Linked DNA regions of Homo sapiens: region 2 is linked to region 1. A link is an interaction called in ENCODE POLR2A ChIA-PET data of the cell type or tissue named here. Cell type or tissue: MCF 10A. All regions are shown on one strand. Links, peaks and the distances in the headings refer to the core of each region. The heading gives the core; the rest is flanking DNA.

What was found. ChIA-PET counts read pairs that join two places held together with the same protein. Peaks named below come from ENCODE experiments on the same cell type or tissue, not always from the same donor. Only the 100,000 strongest peaks of a DNase experiment are listed, where the experiment ranks them.
Region 2: POLR2A ChIA-PET joins it to region 1 with 5 read pairs; 17 of 35 experiments call an interaction of 5 or more read pairs at or near these places.

What each region holds. Positions count from the first base shown.
Region 1 is chr20:36,853,634-36,859,004 of GRCh38, reverse strand. The region is part of intron 1 of MTCL2 (microtubule crosslinking factor 2); the gene reads left to right. Among named protein-coding and RNA genes, the nearest start is that of MTCL2, 7.2 kb to the left of the region's middle. RefSeq lists enhancers at 877-1,377, 1,378-1,879, 2,884-3,384, 3,887-4,387. In MCF 10A, for the core only: no CTCF peak of the experiment used is centred there; a DNase peak (open chromatin) is centred at 2,694.
Region 2 is chr20:36,776,438-36,781,808 of GRCh38, reverse strand. MTCL2 (microtubule crosslinking factor 2) reads left to right here. Exons shown (of 15, transcript NM_080627.4): 15 at 1-4,362. LOC124904894 (a long non-coding RNA gene) reads right to left here. Exons shown (of 2, transcript XR_007067574.1): 2 at 4,717-5,004. Among named protein-coding and RNA genes, the nearest start is that of DSN1, 5.4 kb to the right of the region's middle. In MCF 10A, for the core only: no CTCF peak of the experiment used is centred there; no DNase peak of the experiment used is centred there.

The sequences.
Region 1 (5,371 bases), core at 322-5,321:
AGTCTGGCCAACGTGGCGAAACCCCATCTCTACTAAAAATACAAAAATTACCCAGGCGTGGTCGTGGGCGCCTGTAATCCCAGCTACTCAGGAGGCTGAGGCAGGAGAATCACTTGACCCTGGGAGGCAGAAGTTGCAGTGATCCGAGATGGCGCCACTGCACTCTAGCCTGGGCAACAGAGTGAAACTCTTGTCTCAAAAAAAAATAAGTAAAGGTGATGGAACCTGCCTGGACAACCTCATACGATGGTCATCAGGAATCAGGGAAGTGTGAATAGACAAGAAAACATTTTGCAAGCAGTGAACCCAAGTCGCCTGAGGAATTGTTATTATTCATAGCCAATAGGCAGACAGGATGTCTGTGTCTTCATTCTTGGAGGAACTGGGAGAATGCAGGAGGGTGGATTTCCTTAGTTTTAGAATGTTAATACATCAGTAGCTGCCCCAGGGAGAACGGAAAGGTGTGATCACCTTCCCTGCCGTGTGTGTGTGTGTGTGTGTGTGTGTGTGTGTGTGTGTGTGTGTGTGTGTGTGTGTGTGTTTTCCCTCCTTGGTGATTCTAGATGTGAGTGAAGTGCAGCCAGTGTGTGTGTGTGTGTGTGTGTGTGTGTTTTCCCTCCTTGGTGATTCTAGATGTGAGTGAAGTGCAGCCAGTGTGTGTGTGTGTGTGTGTGTGTGTGTGTGTGTGTGTGTTTTCCCTCCTTGGTGATTCTAGATGTGAGTGAAGTGCAGCCAGTCTAGATGTCAGCTCAGAAGGGCCTGGAGGAAGCACCTAATCCATCCCCACTTGCCATTTTACAGATCAGTAAATGGAGGCTCTAAATTACATAGCCAGGATTCCAACCCAGGTTTGTCTAACTCTGGGCCTGTTCTTTCTGCAGTGTGACCAGAGCAGTGAGCTTTTGGTTGTTAACTAGCGTGTCTAGGCTGAGACACATTTGGTGAGAGGAATCCTGTCATGGGCCAGGCTCTAGGCTAAGGCATGCTGGGGGCCCGGAGCCTGGGGGAGGTGGGGGTTAGTGGAGGATGTTTGTGTGTGCATGTGTGTGAGATTGTTCCTTCTGTAACATGGGGGACAAGCACGCCCGCCCAGGGCCGTGAGGACCCTTTTCAATGTGAGGACGCAGATGGAGTGCACAGTGAGTGTTAGTGTGTCCCAGTCATTGCCGATCCCTTATCCGTTCCTCCAGGCATTCATTCATTCATTCAACACATATTTCCCCAGTGGCTCCTGGGTACCAGGCCCTGTGCTGGGTGTCTGGACCCAGTGGCCACGTAGTAGGCTTCTGCATGTAGCTCTTCTCTTCTTGGCTCCCAGGAGCTACAGGGGGAGGACTCTAGTCTGTCACTGGGTGGAGGAGAGGAGGTCACCACAGTCAGCAAAGCTCTTGGCTGCTCCTTACCCTGAGTCCCAGCCGCAGCCTCCTTGGGGCTGAGCCTGTGTCCCTGGGCATACTCTGTCTTGCACATACAAATGCACATATACTGTTCACAGCTCAAGCTCAGAGACACACAGCCACTTGCACACATCTCACAGACCCATCCAGTGACTCGCTGGTGTTGGATGCTTTCAGAAGCACGCCTCCAGACAGATTAGAGAGGATACTCACTCAGAGAAGTGCACAAACCCATGCAGCCACACAACTCCCATTCTATCACACGCACACATCACCAAACAGACACAACGGAGGCTCAGACCCTGCTGCAACCCCCACGTCAGAAACACATTCTCATATACACATCTTACACCCCTAGACACACCCGGATATGTCCCAGAGACAGACTGACATCCTGCAGACACACTCAGACTTATCAGAAGTACACATGTAGGCGGAGACACAAACCCACACAGACGTTATACACACACACTAGCATCCACAGAAGTCTGCACATCTACCCTTGCCAGGCTGGCCCAGGCACAAGCTCACCACCCGGGTACCTCCCCTGCCTCTTCTACAAAGAGAGCAGCAGAGACTTGCACACCTACCCGAGGCTTACAGACACCCACCAAGGGGACTCCCACATGCACATCAGCAGGGACACAGCACAGTCTGGCATGCAAACATTAGGCATGTAGCATTTGCCCACAGGAGCCAGAGGCTCTCAAACCAGGGAACCTAGACACACGCACACACGTGCGCGCACGCACACACACACACACACACGCTGTGACATTTCATCCACACACAGAAACAGGAAATCCTGGTCTGTGTCTCCCTGGAGCTAATGTGTACAAACTACTACTGTTTTCAGTGGCTCACTAGACTTACTTCTACAAGGCTGCTGGGAACACTAAGGAGTGTGGCCAGGGCCTTGACTTTGTAACCTTCTGGAGCTGGGGGTCTTGGGGTCCTGGGTGGTGGGTGGATGGGGGTGGTAGGTCTTGAAGTCAGAAGAAGCTACACCGAAGTCCCCCAGGTCCCTGATGCCCAGCTCCTGGGCCCAGGGCCAGTGGGGCTGAGTGAAGTGGACCGATTGTCGAGCTGCCCACAGAAGAAACACTGCCCGGGGGCAACTCCCTTCTAATCTCCTTGGAATTTCCTGCTGGCCCTATCTCCCCCTTCTCCCCCTGTTCCCTTGCTGGGGGCTGCAGAGGGCCATGCCACTCCCATCTATAAAGGGTGCCCCATTCTGGCTGGGGAATGATGGAGGCAAGGGTAGAGGTGGCTAGAGGAGCTATGGGAGCTCAGAGGAGGGACTTGGCAGACTTCCTGGAGGAGGAGGTGTCCTTGGAGCTGGGGAGTTAGCCTCAAGTGGCTGTCTCTGTGCCCAGCTCTTAGAACAGTGCCTGCCATGTTGTAGGGGCTCAATAAATATGTGTACAATTAAGTGAAAGGCAGTAGGCAGGGCCTGGAGGTGGACCACAGGCTTGAAACGGAAAAGCTGGAGGGAGTGGTGGGAGCTGGCAGGGATGGGGAGAGTCTGGGAAGGGGCGTTGGGCTGGCTTGGGAAGGGCATTGAATGCCAAGCCAAGGGAGCACCTTGCTGGGAGTGGTCTTGTTGCAGCAAAGCTGCAGCCACCTCCTTTTATGTGTCTGCAGCCCTGGGCCTGAGGCCTGCCCTGCCGGAGAGGCCTGGGGAGGGAGGAGAGCCAGGCTGTGTGGTCTAGGGGCCAACTCCACCTCTGGAGTCAAGTCTGGAGCCAAACCTCACTGTGTCACCTCCTCCGTGTGCATGCTGTCCCTGTGCAAACCCCTCACCAAGACTCCGTCTTCCTCCTGTAAAATGGGGATGTGATCCTTTCTAGTGGGGCACTTGGGAGGCTGACAGCTCAGATGTTCTGTGCACCTAGCACCATCCTGGCACAGAGGAGGGGAGGAGGCCCCGTGTCTTGCATAGCCTCCGGGGCAGAGAGAGTCCCCTAGGAAAGGGGCGCAGCTAAGTTCAAGCAAGGGCCTGCCCAGCAGCCAAGGTTTTCACTGAGGTCATTCCCCTAGTCCCCACATGCATGACCTCATCCATGGTCACGTTCACTCCCCTTGGTGCCGGAAGGAACTTGGAGCTGGGGTGCTCCATGCCAGGCTGACCCTGGCATCACTGGAGGCCTCAGTCAGCACTGCATCTACCTGCTTTGCGGTAGTGAGGCACAGCAGGGGTCAGAGCAGGTGGAAGCAGCAGGCCAGCCCTTTGTTCTCCGAGGTCCAGGGTGGTTGGGAGAGAGCACTGTGATCTGGAGCCAAGCTGACTGGGCTGGAATCCCAGCTCTGCCTTTTCCTTTCTGAGCTTTCCCTTTCTGAGCCTCGGTCTCGTCATCTGTAGAATGGGGATGTGGATGTCCTTGCCCCGCACGTTGCCGTGAGGGTTCCGTAAGAGAAAGTGTGCAGGTGTGGGTCCCATTAGCCAGGTCTGGCTCCTGGGAAGGACCCGACAGCACTTGGCGCTTGCCTGTTATATCTGGCTCTGGTGTGACCCCCGTGACCCCAGGTTAAGCTGGGTGCTTGATGACAGGGGCTGTGCTTGGCTCTGGGTGTCCCTCTGTGGGTGTTGGCTTGGGGCATCAGTCTGAGTGTTATGCACAGAGCTGCACTGCATTTTGGGCACCCCCAAACGTATATCCCTGTCTGTGTCCCCCCTTCCCTCCCCCACGGCGTCGTGTCACTCTTCCCTGAATGGCCCAGGCTAGTGCCTCCAGCTTAGTAACTGGTGATACACATTTGCTAATGGAAGGACACCTTTGGCGGCCCCTCATTCTCAAATGGAGGTGAATCATCTCTCACTGCCTGAGCCACAAGGAAAAGCTCAGCCTCTATGAAAAAAATTCTGGGGTTCCCTAGCTAGGCTGGATCAGCTGAACATCTTTACTCTGGTTGGGGCCCAGGCCTGCTTTGGGTCTTCTGGGCTCGAGTCAGTTGCACCAGCCTCTCCCCTCCCCGCCTCTCCTTGACCCTACCCCATGGTGGAGCAGCCTGTGTGGTCCTGCCTCCCACAGCCTCACCCACCCCTGCCCCGCCCAAGCTCTGCGGGTGCTGGACACACCCCGGCCTCTGTCCCGTGCTCTTGCTCTTCCCATCCGGCCTTTGTGCTTGCAGTTCCCGGCTCCTTCCCTTGGTTTCTTCCTCCACCTTTGAGCGCTCAGCCCCAGCAGCAGCTCCCCAGGTCAGGCTCCTGTGTCAGACACCTTGGAGCTCCCTGGAGCTTCCTTTGGGGCATTTACCACGATGTTGATTAGATTATTAATGGGGTAATGATAGGTTTCATGCCATCACTGCCCCACCTTTCCCTGCATGAGGGCAGGGACCTTCCAGGGTAATTAGCTCCTTCCTTTTACAAAGGGAGAAACTAAGGCCCAGAGAGGTTAAGGGGCTTGTTAGAGGTCATGCAGCCTGTAAGTGGCAAGAGGCAAGACTGGGGTCTTGTGCTTCTCTCCAGGATGCCAGGCAGGGGGAATGGCAGGGGTGTGAAGTGCTGGGGTGTCCTGGAGCTTCAGGCTTTGTGGCCTTGGGCCACTCTCTTTGGAGCTTTGCCTTCTATCCCTAAAGACCTCAGACCCCTGCTCTGAGTTTTTGAGATTTCGCTGCAACCCAGAGGGTGTTTGGGGGATGTTTTAAACACATCCAGGTCCAGATGCTGCCTTCCTTCCTGTTCACATGGAAAGGATGGGAGGAAACTGTCAGGCGCTTCCTGACACGAATGCCCCAGAGGCCGTAGGGCCTGTGGATATCTCCCTGCTCTGCCAGGTAAGGCCTTGAATGGGAGAGTGACAACAGTGACAAGCCAGATGTGGCCTTGGTGGGCAGTGGTCTCTTACCAACAACAACCACCACACACACACACACACACACACACACACACACACACACACCCCTCCCTGATAGAGCATCTGTAGTGTCTCTTGTGCAGAACTGTACCAGACGGATCTGGGAGGCTCACT
Region 2 (5,371 bases), core at 115-5,114, 77 kb after region 1:
CACTATTGGCCACACCATTGGTGTTCGTGGCCCTGATTATTAGGCTATCTTTCTTTTTTTAAGTTTTTTTAGATTTATTTTTTATTTTATTTATTTATTTATTTATTATTTATTATTATTATTTTTAGAGACAGGGGGTCTCCCTATGTTGCCCAGGCTGGTTTCAAACTCCTGGGCTCAAGTGATCTGCCCTCCTCAGCCTCCCAAAGTGCTGGGGTTACAGGCAGGCATCAGCCACCGTGCCAGGTCATCTTCCTTTTTCTTTTTTTTTTGGAGACAGAGTCTTGCTCTGTCATTCAGGCTGGAGTACAGTGGCGCCATTTCAGCTCACCGCAGCCTCCACCTCCCAGGTTCAAGCAGTTCTCCTGCCTCAACCTCCCGAGTAACTGGGATTACAGGTGTGTGCCACCACACCCGACTAATTTTTTTATTTTTAGTAGAGACGGGGTTTCACCATGTTGGCCAGGCTGGTCTTGAACTCCTGACCTCAGGTGATCCACCCACCTCGGCCTCCCAAAGTACTGGGATTATAGGCGTGAGCCACGGCATCCAGCCTCATCTTTCTTTTAACCAATAAACATGATGCTGTATCTTAAAAAGAGCACTGAGCAGGGACTTAAGGGATCGAGTCCTCAACCAAACTGATTTAATTACTCAGGATTTTCAAAAAGCATCAGAGGCTATTTACAATCTTAATCATAGGGGTTCAGTAAAATAAAAATAAGAAGTAAAAAAGCAAGAGAAATTATTCTGTAAATCTAACTGGTGTAATTCCCATAATCATGCAATTAAGTTTTACTCTTGAGTTTCCTGACAGCCATTGGTAAAAAGAGAAACACATCAGGATTTATAATTTTTATCATCCAATTATGGGAAGCAAGCATGTTGGCCCCAGGAGACGAACTCTTCTACTAATTTATAGCATGTATCCTTTCATCAAGGGCCACTGAGCCAGTTGGTGAGTCAACGGGTGAACCTAAGATGCAAGGATGTTTTCCAGGTGACTATTTAAAAAAATAAATAATCCACCAACGTGATTGACCTTGGCGAGATCATGTTTCTAGTCTATACCTCAGTTTCCCCATCTGTAAAGTGAGGATAATGTCCCACCCCATGTAACTGTGGTGAGGACCAACTGCAACACTGTGCCTGCGAGTCTCCTTGGAAAAGTGTAAGGTTCTACACAAATGGAAAGTGATCTGATCACACTCAGTGTCCCCAGCCCAGCCTTTCAGTGCCCTGGCCCTGGGGTGGGGGACAATACTCTCCTCACCCCCTTCACTAGTCTTCATGAATAGCAAGGAGGCCATAACATAATTTGGTCTAAACCCCTTCCTTTTTAAAAGAATGATGGCAAAATGTGCATAACATTAAATTTACCATTTTAAAGATTTCTAAGTGTCTCGAAGTACATTTGCAATGTGTAACTGCCACCTCCAGAACTTTTTCATCATCCTAAACTGAAACTCTGTACCCACTAAACAGTAACTCCCCACTCCCCCTGTCCCCAGTCCCTGGTAACCTCTATTCTACTTTTTTTTTTTCTCTGTGGATTGGCCTATTCTAGGTATCTCTTTTAAGTAGAATCATATAGTATTTGTCCTTTTGTGTCCAGCCCCCTCATTTTTTGAGATGAGGAATCAGGCCCAGAGAAGGCAGTGGCTCACCCAAGGTCACATCGCAAACCAGAGGCAGAGCCAAGACCAGAACCCAGGTTTCCTGACTCCTAACAGGTCTTGCATCCCCAGTAGTGAATGAGACACTGCTTTGACTTTCTGTAATCTTGGTTTAGCCCCTTCCTTTCTCTGGGCTCAGTCTGCTTCCCACCACTCACCCATTCTTTCTTTATCATCTCCCTCCAAAGCCTCTTGTCCTCCTGCCTCCTCTTCTCCTTGGCTGGTTCCTGCCAGCAAATGGAGTGGCCCTGGTCCATGCCAGGTTTTCCTCTTCTGGGTCCGGAGCTCACTATAGTATTCAGCCCTCAGTCCTCCCAGGATGTTCTTCCCAGCACTGCTGCCTCGTGCGGATTTTCCCGTAACCTCAGTAACTGGCTTCTTGTCCCCCTGCTTCCTACCAGGGAAGCCTTCCTGTCCGCGTCTGTGGTTTCCCAACTCTGATATTTGCTCTCAAATGTGGTGGTGTCCTGGTTCTGTGTTTATTTATTTTGTGTTTTCTCACACACACAAAAAAAAGCCTCTTCCTCCAATGCATCAGGAGGCACCAGCCCTGCCAGCCCTTCTCACTGGGCTCACCCTGCCCCAGCAACCCCCCGGTGCCACCCTTAAGCCACACTGTCTTCTCTGTAAGCAGCCTGCCAGCAGCAGCCCCAGCACTTTGCAATGGGCGTGTGTGTGGTGGTGGGTGGGGGGGGCTTGGATCCCTCCTTTTTCCTCCCCTGCCCTGCCCAGGCCCAGATGGCCTTGACTGTAAAGCAGGTGCTGCCTGACAGGTTCTTCTCTCCCTGTCTCTGGTCATTGATCCATCTCTTTGTCCATTCAGTATCCAACCATCCTCTCCATTCTCCTCTGGACCTCACCACTCTCAGAGCTGCTTGTCCTGGCAGAATCTACAGTTCACCCCAACTCTATGCCTTACCCCTCCCAACCCAACAGCATTTGCAGTTTGCAAAATATACAGACCCAAGTCCTGAGGGGACTGAGGACATGATGCTGGGCCCAAGTCTCCTGCTCAGGGCTTCTCTCCAATGCCAGCCCTGCCACTCCTTCCTCACCCTCCTTGGAGCCTCCTCTGCTGCTTGTCTATCCCAACGGCCCTGCTCCCCTCCCTTCCTGCCCTTCACCAGCTTTCTGGACACCATGCCCTGAGGAAGGGACCTTTGGTTTTCTCTAAACATCTTTGAAGGGCTGAGGCAGTCAGGGCTGGCTGCCTTGTCACTCTTTATTTGGAAGCCACTCAAACCATTCCCAAGAAGAGGGACCTCAGCTGGCAATCTGGAAACCTGGCCCAGGTCTGGGCAGATGTCTTCACTTCTCCTACCTTCCCAGTCTTGTGATCCTGTGATGAGCACCAGGATGGCCCTGTGGTCCCTAGAGCACCCCTCATGCTGTAGGGTCCTGCAGCCCCATCCTTTCTCTACTGGGCCCTGGTATCCTGGCTCCTCTCTCAGCTCTGCCACTGATCTCTGTGCCTTAGTTTACTTCTCTGCACGGGGGACTCACCCCAAGACCATTTCCAGCAGCTTCCCAGGTGATGTGGTGCCCCAAGGCTGGGCTTTGCCAGCTGTGGCCCAGCTCCTTAGTGCTGCCCAGGAGACACCAGGCTGCTCAGAATGAGGTGACTGCGGGCACCATTCTCAGCCAGTGGTTCTTGTATTGCATTCCAGCAGCAGGAATATCACCTGGGAACTTGATAGAAGTGCAGATTAGCAGCCCCACCCAAGACCCACTGAATTAGAGCTTGTGGAGTGGGGCCCTACAAGCTGGGGTTTTAAGGAGCCCTCCAAATGATTCTGACGCATAAGAATATGCCAACTGCTGATCTGGGCTAGCCATTAGTAGAGCCTGGGGAGGGACTGGGACTGGCTAGGCCAAGAACAGGTGGAAAACACCAGCCTTATCTGGACTCCTGAGATTGGGAACCACCACCAACAAAAACCAACCCTATAGTCGCTCCTCTTGGAAGAGGAAGAGAAGTTGAAGGGCCTGGAGAAAGCACACATTGTTTGTTTCCCTGCTCCTGCTCACCTCTCTCACTTGTCTTGGTTTTACAAAAGGCTGTGTGGATGGTGCCAGCCAGGGAGGGGGTGGGAGTCCTGGGGAGGCAGGAGGCAGAAGACCCTGACTGTTTCTCCCTTGGGAACCTCACCATAGGCCAGATAGCGCCTCTTCAAACTGAAAGAAATCTTAACTCCACAAAGAAAGCATCCTAAATCCCCAGTTCCTCCTCCTCCCAACCCCAGGGATACCTTGTAGACAGTGCCAAAAAACAGCTCCAACCCCCAGCAGCTGGGAAGAGAGCCAGAAGCTGCCCTTCCTCCTCATCCTGGCCCCTCCCCAGCCCCCGCCAATACTGTGAACCCCCTTCCCACTCAGCCTGGTTTCCTGGTGAGGGTCCTGCAGTCATGGGCCCTGGGGGACCCCCAGGGCAAGGCCCATGGGAGGGAAGGGACCAAGGGCATCCTTGGGCCAACTGTCCACCTCTCTTGTCCACTATTCTCTCCTTTCCACTTCTGTCTTCAAAAGGCTCCTTCCTAGGATGGATCGGGTGCTAGGACAACTGCAGTCCAATCCACCAGCTCTCCCTGCCCCTGTGTCTTATTTCAGACATGAGAATAACTGTACAGTGTAAACTTATAAAGCGTTTTTAATGGTTGTAGATTGGAAATAAAGTATGTCATATGAACAGCTGCTGTGGACTTGGCCTCCTCTCTGATTTTTCTAATGAGGTGGGTGGGGGCCCCAGCGGATCTGAAACCTAACTTTTCCCCACTCCCAGCTGCCTGGGAAGTGGGGAGCCCAGGGAGGCCACAGCCAGCTGGCTGGTTTGGAGTCACTTGGGAGGGGCCACCAGGTGTTCTGGCTGCTGCCTGCTGATACTTCAGCGTCTCCCACACAGTGTGATATGACCACTGAGAAACAAATGCAGTCTTCAAAAAGAAGAAAAATAGAATTGAACTTTTCTACAAAAGACTTTAACAATTTTATGAAAAAAAAAAAGACACTTTTAGGTGTGTGTCAATTGTCTATTGAAGCGTAATTAATTATTCCGAAACATTTATTATACCCCACAGATGCTATGGGTCAGGAATTTGGGAGCTGGGCAGTTCTGATTCAAGGTCTCAGGAGGTTGCAGTCAGTTGTCAGTCAGGCTACAGTCATTTGAATGCCTGATGAGCTGGAAGACCCATTTGCAAAGTAGCTACTTATGCCTGGCAAGTCATTGCTAGCTGTTTGCAGGAGGCCTCAGTTCCTCACCATGTGGACCTCTGTAGGCTGTTTGCGTGCCTTCACAACATGGCGTCTGGCTTCCTCCACAGCATGTGATCTATGAGAGAGCAGGGAGGAAGTCACAATGTCTTTTATAGCTAAGCCTTGAAACTCACAGACTAGGCCAGGCGCGGTGGCTCATGCCTGTAATCCCAGCACTTTGGGAGGCCGAGGCGGGCAGATCACCTGAGGTCGGGAGTTGGAGATCAGCCTGACCAACATAGAGAAACCCCATCTCTACTAAAAATACACAGTTAGCTGGGTGTGGTGGTGCATGCATGTAATCCCAGCTACTCGGGAGGCTGAGGCAGGAGAATCGCTTGAACTCAGGAGGCAGAGGTTGCTGTGAACCAAGATCGCGCCATTGCACTCCAGCCTGGGCAACAAGAGCAAAACTCCGTCTCAAAAAAAAAAAAAAAAGCCAC